Linked DNA regions of Homo sapiens: regions 1, 3, 4 and 5 are each linked to region 2. The links are chromatin contacts, found by Hi-C or POLR2A ChIA-PET in ENCODE. All regions are on one chromosome and are shown on one strand. Each heading gives the region's core, a stretch centred on a gene start or an enhancer-like site at or near the end of the contact. The rest is flanking DNA. Distances are from core to core; before and after follow the strand shown.

What was found. Hi-C counts contacts between places; a loop is a spot of excess contacts on that map. ChIA-PET counts read pairs that join two places held with the same protein, here RNA polymerase II (POLR2A). Pooled maps may share reads with other maps.
Region 1: a loop to region 2 is called in a map of naive thymus-derived CD4-positive, alpha-beta T cell, with 22 times the contacts of the local background. The contact joins the promoter of GARS1 here to the promoter of SP4 in region 2. A Hi-C loop is called at or near these places in 1 of 168 maps with a recorded cell type or tissue (naive thymus-derived CD4-positive, alpha-beta T cell) and 4 of 50 pooled maps. POLR2A ChIA-PET finds 5 or more read pairs at or near these places in 1 of 52 experiments (A673).
Region 3: a loop to region 2 is called in a map of B cell, with 23 times the contacts of the local background. The contact joins the promoter of SKAP2 here to the promoter of SP4 in region 2. A Hi-C loop is called at or near these places in 1 of 168 maps with a recorded cell type or tissue (B cell), 2 of 37 single-sample maps with no recorded cell type and 11 of 50 pooled maps. POLR2A ChIA-PET finds 5 or more read pairs at or near these places in 1 of 52 experiments (AG04450).
Region 4: a loop to region 2 is called in a map of naive thymus-derived CD4-positive, alpha-beta T cell, with 9 times the contacts of the local background. The contact joins the promoter of CRPPA here to the promoter of SP4 in region 2. A Hi-C loop is called at or near these places in 1 of 168 maps with a recorded cell type or tissue (naive thymus-derived CD4-positive, alpha-beta T cell) and 9 of 50 pooled maps. POLR2A ChIA-PET finds 5 or more read pairs at or near these places in 1 of 52 experiments (CD4-positive, alpha-beta T cell).
Region 5: a loop to region 2 is called in a map of CD4-positive, alpha-beta T cell, with 7 times the contacts of the local background. The contact joins the promoter of HIBADH here to the promoter of SP4 in region 2. A Hi-C loop is called at or near these places in 3 of 168 maps with a recorded cell type or tissue (CD4-positive, alpha-beta T cell, CD4-positive, alpha-beta memory T cell and naive thymus-derived CD4-positive, alpha-beta T cell), 1 of 37 single-sample maps with no recorded cell type and 13 of 50 pooled maps.

What each region holds. Positions count from the first base shown.
Region 1 is chr7:30,593,490-30,596,574 of GRCh38, forward strand. GARS1 (glycyl-tRNA synthetase 1) reads left to right here and starts at 1,389. Exons shown (of 17, transcript NM_002047.4): 1 at 1,389-1,654. The coding sequence starts at 1,433. RefSeq lists enhancers at 844-1,457, 1,088-1,437, 1,458-2,071, 2,072-2,685 and a silencer at 2,581-2,680.
Region 2 is chr7:21,426,469-21,429,674 of GRCh38, forward strand. It overlaps SP4 (Sp4 transcription factor), which reads left to right and starts at 1,615. Exons shown (of 6, transcript NM_003112.5): 1 at 1,615-1,790; 2 at 2,209-2,324; 3 at 2,821-3,206. The coding sequence starts at 1,784. RefSeq lists silencers at 549-938, 1,319-1,908.
Region 3 is chr7:26,863,070-26,866,218 of GRCh38, forward strand. SKAP2 (src kinase associated phosphoprotein 2) reads right to left here and starts at 1,521. Exons shown (of 13, transcript NM_003930.5): 1 at 1,294-1,521. The coding sequence starts at 1,360. RefSeq lists an enhancer at 1,759-2,088.
Region 4 is chr7:16,420,288-16,423,673 of GRCh38, forward strand. It overlaps CRPPA (CDP-L-ribitol pyrophosphorylase A), which reads right to left and starts at 1,251. Exons shown (of 10, transcript NM_001101426.4): 1 at 779-1,251. The coding sequence starts at 1,035. It overlaps LOC105375168 (a long non-coding RNA gene), which reads left to right and starts at 399. Exons shown (of 5, transcript XR_007060223.1): 1 at 399-695; 2 at 2,693-2,750. RefSeq lists silencers at 842-901, 922-1,061.
Region 5 is chr7:27,660,800-27,664,179 of GRCh38, forward strand. It overlaps HIBADH (3-hydroxyisobutyrate dehydrogenase), which reads right to left and starts at 2,084. Exons shown (of 8, transcript NM_152740.4): 1 at 1,899-2,084. The coding sequence starts at 1,989. The region is part of intron 2 of LOC105375211 (a long non-coding RNA gene); the gene reads left to right. RefSeq lists an enhancer at 1,821-2,638 and a silencer at 1,854-2,273.

The DNA.
Region 1 (3,085 bases), core at 139-2,638, 9.2 Mb after region 2:
ATTTTTTAGAAATAAAATAGTTTTATTCAAAGGATATAGAATTTCAACATTTTAATAAAAATCTAAATAAAAATAAAAGTAAAACTTAAAATGATTTTTCACATTTAAAGATATTAAAATAAATTCAAAATTGCCTAGTAAAATAAAAGCCAAATAAATTATAATTAATATCAAATCTTGAAATAAAAGTGTTTAAAAATATAATTGTTCAATATTGCAGAAGGTTCTTAAGCAACCCACCCTGCTCATGTTGAATTGTAAGTACTTCTCCAGAACTGCACACTGGAACGGGAAGAGAAATAACATGGACTTTCACACCATTAGGAAAGGAGACTTCATTATACTGAGCCCGTCTACTCCTGCACACTCCTGGGGTGGGATTGTGGGTCACAGGGAGACGTACGTGCATACTGCCGAAGAGCTCCCAAGTGGCTGGCTGCACCAGTTAACACTCCCCTGAGCAGTGTAGGGGAGTCTCAGAGGGTCACTTGGCATTTTCCATCATTTTCATTTTAGCCATTTTTGCAGGTGTGCGCAATGCTGTTTTTATAACCAACACATCATTTTTCTCTTCCTTTCCTGGAGGGGGAACCCAGCTTTTCTAGGCCCTCCACCCTTTGGGCAGGAGGAACTGGGTGTGTGGGGCGGGGGGAAGCCATCTCTGGGTGGTTGGTCAGCTGGGGCCTAACCACAGGAGGCAGATAGACTGAGGCTATGCCAAGCAGAAAGACTTATCAGGCACCTCTTGCCTTTCCTCATCTCTGCCGGTTCAAATCCTGCTCGCCCCGCAAGGGCAGATTGGAATTTACCTTCTCCAGAAAGCCTGGGGTGACTCTATCCCCTCACTCCTCCTCCCCCGTTCGCCAGCTTTTGTCTTGACATCGGCGGACCAAGAATGTGTGACTCTGGGCAAATCATTAACCTCTCTGGGCCTATTTCCTTATCTGGGGAACATCTGCACTTGAGCAACAGAAGTCTAAGATCCCTATCTGATTTGATGTTTTGCGACCCTTTTAAGGCGCAGGGCGCGAAAGAACAGAAACAGAAGTGTCCGTTCAAGTAGGTCGGCCGGGGTGTCACTCGTATAAAAACCTATGCTTTGAAGGTTCTCGTGTGTCTCGGCCTGCAGGTCTCGCTCAGAGCTGTGTCCCTGAACATCCACCCTGCTGGGGTGGCTTGACGCACTTCTGTGCAAATCTGTTCGCTCGCAACCCTACCTACCTCTCTCCCGAACCGGAGAAAACCTTCGGCGGGGTCCTTCCGGGTTTTGTGTCGAATCTGCGGCGGCGACCCGGCGCCGCGTCACGCGGTGGTGAATGTGCGGCAGCACGCGCGCCGCGTCGTTTACGCGGCGATTTCATCATGCTCCGAGCCGGGCGGCGCGCGCCGCTTCCGTCGCCACCCTCTCTGGACAGCCCAGGGCCGCAGGCTCATGCCCTCTCCGCGTCCAGTGCTGCTTAGAGGTGCTCGCGCCGCTCTGCTGCTGCTGCTGCCGCCCCGGCTCTTAGCCCGACCCTCGCTCCTGCTCCGCCGGTCCCTCAGCGCGGCCTCCTGCCCCCCGATCTCCTTGCCCGCCGCCGCCTCCCGGAGCAGCATGGACGGCGCGGGGGCTGAGGAGGTGCTGGCACCTCTGAGGCTAGCAGTGCGCCAGCAGGTACCGGTGTTTTGCGCTCTCCGCTAAGCCTCCGGCTCTCCTCCCAGGGCCTTCTTCTGGTCATCCTTCCCTCCTCCCCGGGGAACTGTCCTCCTCTTCGGTTACCCCTTTCTTTCCCTTCATCCTCTGGCGTCTTCTTCGCCTCCCCCACTTTGGTCCCAAGTCCCCCGTGCGTCAGCCACCTCCTCTCCCGCGGACCTCCGTCCTCCTCTCTTTTTGGATGACTCCCTGGAACCCCTCCGACTTCCTGCGTCCCTCTCCGGCTCCGTTCTCCCTTCCCCATTCTGTCACAGCCCGCGTCTCCTCTATTTCCAGTGGGGCTGGGATCTGTGACCCTTTGGTTGTCCTCGCCTCCTAACTGAATAACCTTAACTTCAGTTTTCCAGGCTCTGCTGTACTCTTTGTGCACCCTGGGTGGAAAGCCTCCTAATTCTTTCAGTGGTCAATGATGAGCCGAAAAACTGCCGGTTCTTTCGTCTTACGGCCAGGCCCTTTAATCTTTAGGATGCTTTGATAGTGTTTCCCCCTTAACATCTTCCTTCATTCAGTGCTTAGTTTAGCGGAATGATTGGCTGAGAAAATAGAATTGAAATGTGGATGTGGGGAGGTGTCGAACTTTTCTATTAATGCTGTGAACTCATCATCCTTTGCTCTTGTCATCTTTTCTGGCTTCTGAAAAGGCCGTTTGGAACCAGTGAGCCCTCAGATCGTAAACCTGGGAAACTAAGTGTTGCGGAGTGAAGTCAGCCATCCTTAGTATGGAATATTTTGACATTTGATTTTCCCGAAGGTGAGGGAAGGTTTCATGGGCTGAAGGACTTGGTGATTTAATATAGACCTCCTTTTCCTAGGGCACTGCCATAGAGTTTAGAATTTAGAGATATCAAGGAAAAGATTATTTCAGATGATTCCCATATGCAATTAGGGAGAGCCAGAGCTTGCAGTAGGACCCCGGAGATCATGACTTAGTAGTAAACACCAAACGGGTTTCTCCTGCATGGGCGCCTGATGCAATAATTTGCCTTAGCTACAGAGGGTGGAACCCTATCTCGGAAATAATTCATTGGGGCATAGCTGCCGCAAATTCAGCCACTTTGCCATCTGTCCTCTTCGCTGGTTTGAGCCTGACCGATTTTAATAAATAGCCTTTCATTTTGAAATATCACCACGGGCTTAACTTTTTTCTTCATGATTGGTGTCAGAACACCGATTGCATATTCTGTCTCCCTCCACCCACCTTCCACTCCACAAATAAAATTAGGTGTGGTTCCTTTGTCTTTTCTTAACTTGCCATTTTAAAAAATATCCTTCCCTTTAGAAGGAAGCATACAACTAATTTGGAGAAAAAAAAAAACCACCACACCCAAACCCCTCCCTCTGCCACGTTAGCCTGGAACTGCAGTGAAAATCATCCATCGGTAGTTAAGACAG
Region 2 (3,206 bases), core at 365-2,864:
AGGCCTCAGGCAGGAGACAAAAATGCCCAAGGCTGAGTGTGAAGCCCAGGTAAGAAGTGAGACAATGGCTTTGAGCCTGGGGTGTAAGCATGCCTTGTTCCCAAGGCCAGTATTTACATGTGGGGTCACTTCCACCTTTGGTACAGTTAATCAGGCGCTGATTACGTTCCATGGCATCATCCTGACTTCAGGACTTTGTAGGAAAGCTGAGGCAGGACACTGCTCAAGTGCATTTGACAGTAAGATGCTTTGTGCAGCCAGATGTTAATTCCACTTGCCCTTACGCTTGCTTACGCTACACCGTAAGCGGGGCTGACCCTTATGGAGCTGGGCTTTTCTTCGCCCGGAGACTCTTGTCAGATAAGGCTTAGAACTCCGCCAACCACTTAGGCTTTTAGGCAAAACGCGATGCAACCCTTCTTAGAAGGCGGGTCACTGCTCTGCACCAGCTGCCAGCCAGAGAGACAACAAATAAAAATGGAAGATCCTTCTCCGTGAGAAAACAGGCCTCGGACTCAAAGCAGGGGGCCTGAGGGGAAGGTGAGCAAAGAAAGGCAAGGCGAGGGCGCTGCTTCAAGAAGCCGGGTTCATTCAAACCCCGAGGACAGCAAACCCCGCCTCCCCACGCCGCCGCCCGCTCAATCGCCGAGCGCTCCGGGTGTGAGCTCGCCCCGCGGGGAGCGGCTTGGAGCCGAGGAGGCGGCGGCAGAGGTGGTTTGGGCAGCCCCGCGCGGCGGATAGGCCCAGGCAAACAACACCCATTCCCCCTCCTCCTCGCTCAGTTCAACTCCCACTCGGCCCCGGCCACGCCCTGCCGCCACCGCCCCCTCGGGCAGCTTTCCGCTCGGCAGCCAGGCCTCGGTCGGGGGCGGGAGAGAGGCGGTGCCTCGAAGAAGGCACCGCGACCGCCGGAAACTACGAGTACCGACAGCCTTCGCGGTAGTGCCCCACCCCCTTTCTCCCACCACTCAGCGCGCGTCACCCTGGGCTCAGCCAATGGAGACAGAGCCAGGGAAAAAGGGCGCCCGGGTCCGGATGCGCCTCAGGAAAGCCATGCTCCCTGCGCGGGGGCAGCGGGCAGTTCACCCAGCGCGCCGACCTGTTGGTGGTCCGCGCGCGCCCACGTCCGCCGCTCTCGCTTGCCTGGATCAAGGGCCCTACTTTTTTCTTTAGTGGCAATTGGAGGGATTGCTGGAGGGGGTTTTTGAGTGGAGGGCGCTGGGAAATGAGTAGGGGGCGGGATATCCTGAGACAACAAGTTTGGCTGTATGGAGGGCCTACCGGCAGCGCTCCTGAGCTAGAACGCCGAGAGAAAGAGCGCCAGAGGAGCCAGGGAGGAGGAGAAGAGCTGCTAAAGGAATAACCCCGAGAAAGGGGGTGGAGAGGAGGCGGCCCCAGCGCCCCGGCCCCCGGCAGGTCGGCGGCCAATCCGCTGGGGGAAGGGGTGGAGAGTCGGAGGCTCCGGCGGAGAGAGGCCGAGGGGGGTGGGGAGTCGGCCAGGCTCGCACCGCCCTGGCCCCGCCCCCGACCCGCGCCGCCGCCCGCGCCGCGCGCCGCCGCTGTCAATCAAGGGCGAGTCAGCCGGGCTCGGGCGGAGAGAGGAGCTGCTACGCCACAGCCCAGCGGCGGCCATTCGCGGAAAAAGAGGCAGAGCCTGTGCCAGCTACAGCCTCCTCCGAGCCACCGCGGGCGGGCGGGACCGGCCTCTCCTCCCGCCTCGCCCCCACCCCCACCCACCTCTATCCCAGTGTCTCCGTCTGAGGGTTTGTCCTGTTAATGCGGGATGAGCGGTACGTATTCTCCACCCCCCTCAGTCTCCTTCGCCGCCTCCCTCTCTCCCTCCCTCCCCAGACCCTGCTCGGTTCTCCCCCCTCCCCCGGGGCCGCTGAGATGCTTTAAGGGGAGGAGGAGAGGGCGGGAGGGAATCGGGGAGGGAAGGAGGGTTGTGTTTTGTCTTAATGTCTGAGAGAGAACAACCTCCTTCTGGGTGTTGCTCTGGAGCCGATGGGTCGGGTTTCAAACCACGTTTTGTGATATCCCCCTCCTCCCTTCCCTCCTTCTCCCCCACCCCCTGCCGGTGTGCGTGGATCGCGGGTTTATGGAGATTAATGTTCGGGGGGAGGGGGGAGAAGAGGAGAGGAAGAAGACGAATAATAATAATCCTAATAACCTGTTGTCGTGTGTGTGTGGTGGGGGGGTTTGTTGCAGATCAGAAGAAGGAGGAGGAGGAGGAGGCGGCAGCGGCAGCGGCGATGGCTACAGAAGGAGGGAAAACCTCTGAGCCAGAGAATAACAATAAAAAACCCAAAACCTCAGGCTCCCAGGTAAAAGCAAACAAATTAAAAAAATTCATCACGACACATTAGGAGAGAGAGGGAGTTATGCCCTTTGAATGTCCAGAAGTAACAGAATAAAATGTTTATCCACTCAAAGCATCTTTCTGAGAGTGTGGAACTTAAATTGTAAATTCATCAAGTTTTCACCTCTTTGAGGGTATAACGCTGTTTAAAATTACATCAGGAATTCAGACTATAAGAAAACGGTGTGTGTGTTCCCAAGGGCATTTTGAGTTTAGGAACATAACACTTTACAAAGTTGTAAAGAAATTTCCTTTTATTTAAACTTGATATTATAGGACTTGCTTCCTTATTCATATAGTTCTTATCTACTTTTGTTCGTATTTCTTTTTGATTTCTGCTGCTTCCTAAATTGTTATGTAGAGCTGTCAAAATAAGTAACCCCCTGGCAACTACTGGCCTCCACTAAATCCGCCCACTTTTTTTCCCCCCCCCCTCTCCTTTACCGTCCCATTTTGGGTAGGACTCTCAGCCCTCTCCTCTGGCTTTACTGGCAGCTACTTGCAGCAAAATAGGGACTCCTGGTGAAAATCAAGCAACTGGACAACAACAAATTATTATAGATCCAAGTCAAGGATTGGTGCAACTTCAAAATCAACCACAACAGCTAGAACTGGTAACAACGCAACTTGCTGGAAACGCTTGGCAACTTGTTGCCTCCACTCCTCCTGCTTCAAAAGAGAATAACGTTTCTCAACCAGCCTCTAGTTCGTCTAGTTCTTCCAGCAGTAATAACGGGAGTGCATCTCCTACAAAAACTAAATCAGGTAATTCTTCCACCCCTGGTCAATTTCAAGTCATACAAGTACAAAATCCAAGTGGTAGTGTACAGTACCAAGTAATTCCACA
Region 3 (3,149 bases), core at 271-2,770, 5.4 Mb after region 2:
AATGACAACAAGCATTTCTTAGAGTGAAAGACTATCCCACCACAAATGCATTCAACATACTGTACCATAATCATACAAACATAAGTCTACATTCATACACTTAATATTACACTACCATATTAATAATGCCAAGCACCAAAATTGAATGACAGAATATTAGGAGATTTGGACTCACATTGCTATAGGAGTAACATATAAAATGTGTCATCAAATGTCACATTTTAGATGACATTGCTTTTTAAGAGCTAGAATAAGCAATCTGTAATCTAGTTATTCATAAGCAATACTGAGAGATAAATATTTTATAGACATCTAAAACTAAAAATCAAAATTCAGTTTCCAGAATTCTGACGTACACAAGACAAAATAAATGATGGTTGAAATTCCAGAACATTGAGATAGGTAAGATTTGTGCTACCTTAAAAACATATATTTTCTACCTTGTACAGAAATATAAATTATTGGTTCTTAGTGAACATACACACCTCCGTATCCAGTAAATTAATGAACTAGTAGTGGATTCATAATGCTACTGAAGAACCACGTTTTTAGCTCCTAAAATAAGTTCCTATAAATGGTAATGTAAAACTGAAAAAGGGAAGATAAGGGTACAAAGATGAAGTACTTTCATCGTGTCACACAGGAAGTAGAACTTTAACATATCCTTCCTTTTTTGCTTTAATATATTACTGAGGCTGGGGACAAGTGGCCATTTGAGAACCAGACCTTCTTCAAAAGTCTTAAACGTGAGTGAGCTGAATGTTTAAGAAAAACGGGAGTTTTAGAAATGACAAACTCTTTCACCCCATAACCCCTAACACCTGTGGCTCTGACAGCTCTTTGCATCTCTACATCCTCTACCTCCATTGGCCAGACCACCCAAGAACTACTTATTTGACTTCTGCTCCCTTCTGCTTGCTCACGCAGCATTCATTATCATTATCATTCTCTCTCCCTCTTCCACTCTTCCTCCCCCGCCCTTCTGTCACACACACACACACACACACACACACACCGTCTTCACAATGCACATAGAAACGTCCTGATCCCATTTGTGTAGATCACCAAAAAGGGCTTCGCCACCATCCCCGCACCAAATTTCAACACACACGTCCACTCCCTTTCTGAGACAAAACAACCCCTCTCCTCTCCTCCCTGTGCCGACCCCACTGGCTAGAAGACGTGGGAAGCGCGGGGAGGGAGGATAAGGGCTCTGAATGCTTCTGTCCCCACCGGCTCACCGTTCCCTCGCCCCCGCCCCGACAGCATTATCGCCGCCTTCCCGCTCTTTACCTGCCAACAGGTTCCTAATTTCCTCAGGGAGGGGGTAGGGAGAGGAGGTGCTGCTGGGGTTGGGCATGTTAGGGAGCGCAGGGCGTGCGGGGAAAGGACCTGCGCTGAAAAGGTGACCGACGGGGTGGGGCTGCGGCTGCGACCTAGACTCAGGCTAGCGGCCCGGATTAAGAACAGCGGGGCTACGAGTCGGGACACTGCCGGGCCGGGGCTCACAACAAGGAAGTCACTGAATCTCCAGCGAGCTGCAGCTGGACTGTCGGCCCAGCCCCGCCCAGAGGGCCGGGGCGGGGAGATGGGTGGGAAGGGACACGAAGGGCCTGAGGGGTCCAACTGCGCATGTGTATTCCTCGGTTTTCCCGGCCCCAGAAGAAAGAGCCTGTGGGCAAGCCACGCCCACCGCTACGCCGGGAAGCAGGAGGAGGAGCCACTGGTGGGAAGGGGGCGGACTGAGGCTGCGTCACCTGATGCTGCGTCACCTGATCCAGCGTCCGGAGCGCCTTACAGCCATTTTCGGTACTGGTGCCATCACAACTGCTGATCGTTTCTGCAGGATTCCAGAAAATAATGTATCCATGATACAGAGTGTATACAAGTTTTGCGATTACGCCTTCTGCGTAACAGTCAGTCCCACCGCAGTTTAACCCACAAGGAATTTTCTCTTGTCCTAAACTATTATGGCCTTCTTTGTCCGATTGAACGGAGGTAACGAAGTCTCGTCTTCCGCCAGTCGTCCGGGCGAAGCCAGTCTGGAGCCGCTCCGGAGCGCGCGTTGTGATTGGCTCTTACATTACTTTTCTACCTAATTCGTATCCTTGGGGTGACAGATTTTCCCCACTACAAGGAAGACTGGGAAGTTCTAAGCACCGTCCTTTGGCAGGAAAAAACAAACAAAACAAAACAAAAAAACAGAAGGCCGAATAGACATTGGCACCACTGTCCATCTACAAGCATCAAAAATAAAATTGCTGGTGGTGGTTAGTAGAATAAAATTATAAAATCTGCTCACTCCAACTTGACCATTTAGTCAACAAATACTTACTGTCTTCTATCTGTAAAGCTTCTTAAAAGTTTTCTCTTTTAAAAAAAATGGCTTCTTTAAAACCTTTAACAGGCATACATCTTTGTGCTTCCCAGATATTGCATTTTTTAACAAATTGAAGGTTTGTGGCAACCCTGCATCAAGCAAATCTGTGGGCGCCATTTTTCCAAAAGCATGTGCTCAGTTCATGTCTCTGTCACATTTTGGTGATTCTAACAATATTTCAAACTTTTTCATTATTATTGTATATGTTATGGTGATCTTTGAAGTTACTATTATAATTACTTTGGGACATCACAAACAGCACCCATATAAGACAGCGACTGTAATCCATAAATGTGTGTGTTCTGACTGCTCTACCAACCCTATACCTTCCTCCATATCTCTCCCTCTCTTGGGCCTCCCCATTCCTTGAGACACAACAATATTGACATTAAGCCAATTAATAACCCTACGATGGCCTCTGAGTGTTCCAGTAAAAGAATCATTTTACTTTAAATCAAAAGCTTACTTTAAATCAAAAGCTAGAAATGATTAAGCTTAGTGAGGAAGGCATATTGAAAGCCGAGACAGACCAAAAGCTAGGGCTCTTGCACCAAACAGCCAGGTAGTGAATGCAAGGGAAAAGTCCTTGAAGGAAAGTAAAAATGCTACTCCAGTGAACACACGAATGATAAGAAAGCGAAGGAGGCTTATTGCTGGTAAAGAAACGTTTTCATGTTCTGGATAGAAGATCAAACCAGACATAACATTCCCTTAAGCCAACGCCTAATCGAGTGCAAGGCCCTAACTCTCTTCAAGTCTACGAAGGCTG
Region 4 (3,386 bases), core at 1-2,500, 5.0 Mb before region 2:
ATATTTGTAATGCCGCTGCTTCCCACCCCTGCACCCTCGCCCCAAGCTCCACCTCATTACTCAGTGCTAAAAGCAAAGTAAGTTAATATTATAACATACCCCTTCATTTCACTTCCTCAGCTCCTCACGACTGTTCCCCTAGTCCTCCTTATCCCATTCCCTGTCTCCTTCATTTCCCCAACTAGTTAACTTCAGTGCCCTTTCTAAGATAAAGGGGGTATGACCTCAAATTCAGGCTTAAAGCCCTTTCCACCATTGAAAGGTTATTAAATTCTGCTCCTCTCCCCTCCTGCAGCACCTAGTAATTAGCGCAGCCTGTCTCACAGAAGGTGCTCAGTAAATGAATGAAAAAAACGAACACACGCCCTGGAAACTTCAGTGTGCACGTACAACTCAATCCACGCATGCGCGGAGGCAGAGCCCCAGGACCGCGAGACTATCCGCACAGCTTCTCCTCAGGCCCCACAGCTAGAACCCCAAATCGCCTAGTCCCAACCCATGCACTCTCTAATCGGCGCCACACGACGGGCCTTCCCCACAACCTCATCTGCTTGGGGACGTAAAGGGCTCTGTGGGGGAGCTGCAGCTTTCGTGCCCATCTGTTAAAGGCCAGAACTTCCCATCTCTGAAATGCGGGAGGGAACAGAGCTCAAGCTTGAATAACTGAGCGCGGCCCGGCAGTCCCCCAAGTGAAGGTGCTAGCGCTAGAGCAGCGGCAGGGCGGGGAGCGGGAGGCCGGGCCCCAGGGAACCGCGGGGCGCGCCCGGCGCCGCATTACCTCTCCAGGGCCTGTAGGGTGTAGCTGATGAGCGGCCTCTCCAGGATGGGGCAGAATTGCTTCGGGGTGGGGACCCCCATCCTCTCCCCGCACCCCCCGGCAGGCAACACAGCTGCCACGGCTTGCGGGTGGCGCCCGGGCTCGGTCCCGGCCACGCTCTGCAGGGAGGCGGAAGCCGTGTGGTCCGCGCCGCGCTGACCACTCAGGCAAGGACCCGGCTCCGCCGGCCTGGCGCTGCCCGGCGGCCCGGCCTCCATGGCTGCGGGCGGAACGGCGAGCCCCGCTAGCCTCGGGCCGATGCGACCCCGCGCTGCTCCCACCCTCGGCCGGGGTCGCGGGGCGAAGGGCAGACCACGGAGAGGGACGCAGAGCGCGCAAGCAGAAGGCGCCCCCCTCAGCCGTCGGAGCCCCGCTGTTGCTGCCCCGCAGGGGACGATCCCGACAGCTACGGCAGCAGCTGAGGCTGCCGATCTGCCCTCGCGGCTCGGCTGCGGCCTCCGCACCCGGTCCCAGCGCCTGCGGGAGGGCTGACTTGCCCGCTCTGCGCTTCCCCCGGGCAGGCCCAGCTGTCGCCGCAAGTGGAAATGTCAGAACGCCCTACATATCTAAAGATCGCAGATACTCAAGGGCCATGAGTATGCAGGAGAGGTCAGGCCTCTGTCCCATCCCTCCCTGCTTTAAAATTTCGGAAGAGATTGGGATTCAAGTCACAGGATGGGACGTAGGGTGCGTATGCACCTCGATTATCTGAATTCCATTAAGCTCTGGAGGCTTCCTGGTTCCACCTGGGGTAAAGACAGATGGATTAGCAAGTGTTATTGTGGCACATCAATAATCCAAACTGTGGTGGCTCTCAAACTTGTCTGCACTTTGGAACCACCTGGGGAGCGTGTCCTGACACGCTCAGAGATTGGGATTTAATTGGTCTGGTGAGCACCGGACTTTGGAATGTTTTTAAAGATCCTCGGGTGATTCTGATGAGCAGGCATGTTTTGGAACCATAGGGTCAAAGCAATACTAATTGCTGAACAATCGATACACCTTATGTCATTTAGTCCCCAGAAGAACTCAACTATTGCCATTTCCCTTTTTACAAAGGGGAAAAGACGTTAAAATGGTTAATTTATGTAAGATTGCACAACTAATGGCAGAGGAGCCTTAAGGCCCTCATACAGAAGTAGGCCAAAGTTGAAGAATTCCAGGCCTAAAGCATATCTTACCTTATTTAGTACTCTTGTTGCTGGTGAGGTTTACCATGAAAGTATAGTGAGAATTTGGAGGAGAGCACTATTGTATTAGGTCCCTGGAATGTAAACTCCATGCAAGCAGCAACATTTTTCTTTTGGCTTGGGTTGTGTGTGTGTGCCCAGCTCCTGGAATGTAACACAAGCTTAATATGTATTGAATGAATTGCTGATTAAATAGATTAATGATCATTAAAGTGTATAATCATCAGTAATTCAGTCTTAATCCAGTGGCTTATGATTAATAAAAAATAATCTTTTTAAACACTGGAAATGTTATCTAGTTGTAGTATTACAATTTTTATTTTTACCTGTTTTCTTGAGAGCATATAAAAATATGTTTTCTGCTTTTCCTTTTTGTTTAGTCTTATTGAAGGCATTCTTTCACTTTTGTTACTTTTATTATAATTAGCATTTAGGTCCTGTGCTAGTTGGTTTCTTAACTGAAAAGTGGGTGCCATAATATACTTCCTTGTAATTTTTATTGCTATCGTTCCTTTCTAATTTGATCTCGAGGTCTCTCTCTTACGAGTGGCCATAAGCCAGAACAGCCACTCTTCAGGAGAGCCCTGGCCCAGAGAGGAAAGCTAGGTTCTGGTGTGCAGGTGAGACGCCAGAGGAGGCAGCACACAAAACATGTGAAATAACAGGCGCATTTTATTACTTACAGATTCACCAGAGAATAAGCCTGATGGAAGTCTGGAGATAACAGGACTCCCAACCAGCAGGTGGGGTGCAAGAGAGAGGACCTGTGGGGCTGTGTTAAGGTCCAAAGGCTTTATCCCTTAGGCTTTCCAGAGGGGGTTGTGGATTGACTAGTTTAAAGAAAACACCAGCAAAGGGAGAACTTGACTCTGGTGTTGACCATTGGGTTTTATCATGGTTAGCAGCTGTTGGGTTTTTGGTCATGGAATGAGGAATAAGTGTTCTATATCACAGGGAGGGGAAGTTTTAAGTAGGCCACAGGTGACGTGATACAACTGGGTTTCAAACAGCTTATATCAGGCCTAAAAATGGATGCCCAGGCAGCAACTATATTAAACAAGTTTGGCACAATACTTGACTTCATAGCGCCACTACCACACCTGTATCAAGCATTTAAATATCTGTTGACTAACTGGGTGGATAAATAAATGAGTCTATCTATGAGAGCAGGAAGGCAAATCGAATTAGTATTTCTATTAATATTGATCTTTAAACCTCCCTTTTTAATCTAAAGGTGGAGTTGTTATAAAGGTATTCTTCCTTTACTTAATCTTGAGTGAAGAAAAGTAGAGTAATAAAGCTCTTGTTATACTAATTGCTATAGAATAATTTTATATAATTAAACATTGACAAATTTTAACTAGAATCTTAGTTTTGTT
Region 5 (3,380 bases), core at 834-3,333, 6.2 Mb after region 2:
AGACCATATGCCAAAGTAGTCTAATCAGCACTCTGAGGTAGGCCCTCCCAGTTTACAGAGGCACGTATTACAGTCTTAGGCCTCAGGCTCTTTCACCATGAATTGGTAAGAACTTTCATAACTCTAAAAGGTACATCAAGGGTTCATTAAAATACCATTAGAACACCTTGTAAAACCACTAAACAGCAAATATGTCTTCCTTGGCTAATGGGAACTGAAAGAATTGTGAATTCATGTGAAAACTGGTGCTACTGTGGAAAAGTGTCTATTCTTTTAGGGTTATCTCAAAAGTCGGAAGCATTTTTGTAGCTCAATATATGAAGCTCAAACAGTGGTTACATTCAAGTTTGGCATATTCTGAGTTTTTATCTTGTTACTGTGGTTCTGTATCAGACATCTGGTCTCTTGCATCTCACCGAGCCTCTGTTCTTCTCCAGCCAGAAAGGAAATTCAGAGGTTTCACTGAGGGGGAGAATGGGAAGCTGTTAAGAATTGTAAGAGAAAGTTCTTACAATTCCTGGCCAGCCACAGTGGTTCATGCCTATAATCCCAACGCTTTGGGAGGATCACTTGAGCGCAGGAGTTCAAGACCAGCCTGGGCAACATGGCGAAACTCCGTCCCTACTAAAAATACAAAAATTGGACGGGCGTGGTGGCACATGCCTGTAATCCCAGCTACTCGGGAGGCTGAGGTGGGAGGATCACCTGAGCCCAGGAGGTCGAGACTGCAGTGAGCAGTGTGACTGGGCCACTGCACTCCAGCCTGGGCGACAGAGACCCTGTCTCAAAAAAAAAAAAAAAAAAAAAAAAGGGCGGGGGGCCAAGGGGCTCAAATCCTAACCCACTATTTTTTTTTTAAGCAAAGATTAGAAAAAATTAATGCCAAGGTTTTTTTTGTTATTAATCCTCAGTATGATCTTGCTAAACGATGCATTGTTACAACTCTCAAACTTTCAGTTTGAGGAAGACAACGGCAGTGCCCCCACAAATCAACCAATTTTTCAATTAAAGAGGAGTCCTGGTGTGATAGAAAGTTAAGGAATTAGGAACAACTGATAACAACTTTCTAGGTCTTGCTGGGAATATCCTGATTCACTCATCCAAGGGGCCTCATGTCCCTCGTGCGGAGTATGAAAGACTGTATTAGATCTCCGTGGATCTTCATCCTGGCTCTAAAAACTGCCTCTTTGTAAGTTCATGGCTAGCTTCCACAATTTACCATGGTATGAGAGGAGGGAGGCAGGATTAATTCTGCCCACAATCTTGAGGACGCTGAACGTGTTTTGGTTCATAATTTGACAAAAATGACATTTTTTTAGGTTACAGTAGAGGGGGGAAGCCCGTCTTGCTGGTCAAGGGTGACTGAAACTTTGCTGAAAGACTTACTGCCTGGCTTGTACAGCCACCGCTTGTGTAATAAGGCCATCCCCTCGGACTCAGGTGGTTAAACATCAGGCCCTGCTGCCCAAGTGTGTCCCCAACCCAAGGTGCACCCTGGGGGCGCTGAAAGACCAGGGGTCGCTGGGGTGAGTGCGGGTTGCTCCTGGAGTTGGGCGCTCCAAACGTCCTCGGAGTCCTAACTCCAAAGCAGCATGCCGGGGTCCCAAATACTCTCTTCTCTTCAGCCCAAGCTCTTCCCCACCTCTTCCTAAATCCCGAAAAGGGCGCTGAACCCGTTCATCAGGAGCCCGGGAGAAAGGGAGGGAAGGCAGAGGGGGGTACTCGCGGAGTGAGTGGCGGCCGCAGAAAAGGACAGGCCTTTAGTACCAGCCAAAATATTGTTTTTTAAGCCCCAGCCCAACCGCAGGGCCTCCCGAGAAAAGACTTCTTCGGCCGTCTGGACAGAAGAAGCGAGCGGCCGAAAGAAGGACAAGGGGGAGGAGGCGTGAGGTCCTTACCCGCTGCAAAGCTGCCGGCTGCCGGCCGCAGCCGCCGGCTCCAGTACCGGAGACCGGAGGCAGCTCCGAGGAGCCGTAAGGAGGCTGCCATGCTGCGCCCGCCCCTCTCCCCGCGGTGACCTCCGCCGCCTCCCGGAGGGCCCACAGACTGCGAGCGTGTGCAGCGGGACTGGCTGGCTCGCCCACGGAGAAGGGCGCGCGCGCACGCGCTCTCACCGCTCGGGGGCGGGTGCCCACGCGCGAGGGAAGGAGCGCGGAGCCGAGAGGAGCGGCCTGACGCGGCAGGGCCTGTCAATCCCTTTACGGACAGGGAAGCAGACCAATCAGAATTCCCAGGTCCGCAGCTGTGCGAAGGACCAATAAGAGGCCTTTTTGAACAGTGACGCCAGGCGCCCTGGCGCTGCCCCCAAGCTCGTGCCTCATTTACAGCCTGCGGGCGGGAGTCTCCTTGTTTACCAAAGCAGAGGGCGTGTGGGAGGCGGGGGCCGTCGCTCGCTCCCGCCTCCTCGGAAACCTTGTCCCCACAACCGCTGCGTGTTAAAAAGGACAAAACTGACTCGCAGCTTGAAAAACACTCAGAAAGCTACCATGTGTGTAATAACTTTTAAATTCATTTGATTTTACTTAACACAACAGTTTCTCAATACTAAAAATAGTAGGAAAAGAAGTTGGTAACATTATCTTTGAAGGGAAGAGTTACTAGAAACTTGCACTTTCTATTTCAAGGCATATTTCTCTAATCTTTGAAAATTCTACACCCTAAATCCATTTTGTAAGCAAAACTAAATATAAAATCCAGAAAGTAGTAGTATATGTATGTGTATTAGAAAGACCTTTTTTTTTTTTGGAGACGGAGTCTCTCTGTCACCCAGGCTGGAGTGCAGTGGCGCGATCTCGGCTCACTGCAATCTCCGCCTCCCGGGTTCAAGTGATTCTCCTGCTTCAGCCTCCGGAGTAGGTGAGGTGGGACTATAGGCCTGCGTGCGCCACCACACCCGGCTAATTTTTTTGGCACTTTGAGTAGAGGCGGGGTGTCGCCATTTTGCCTAGGCTGGTCTCAAACTCCTGGCGTCAAGTGATCCGCCCGCCTCGGCCTCCCAAAGTGCTGGTTATTACAGGCGTGAGCCACTGCGCGGTGCAGAGAGACAGACATTTAGTCATTCTTCTGTCAATGCTTAGTGTACATATTTGAGTCTGTAAACCCCTTGGGGGTAATTGCAGGCCTTCTCATCTCCACTGACTCCACCAAAGGGTTGGAAGCCATGACCACACCAAAGCAAGACTATAGCCTTTGGAGAATGGCAATACAGCAGGAAAGAGAATGTGTATGGAGTAGCTAGGGAAATGCGAACCCCAATCTAAGTAGCACAATCAACAAAATTTGACTTTGACCTTTTTTTCAACTCAGTAACCCATGGAGTTGAAAGCAAAGGAATTGGATCATTTCCATCTGGGCTCTTTTCATGTTTCTGGGCATGCTGG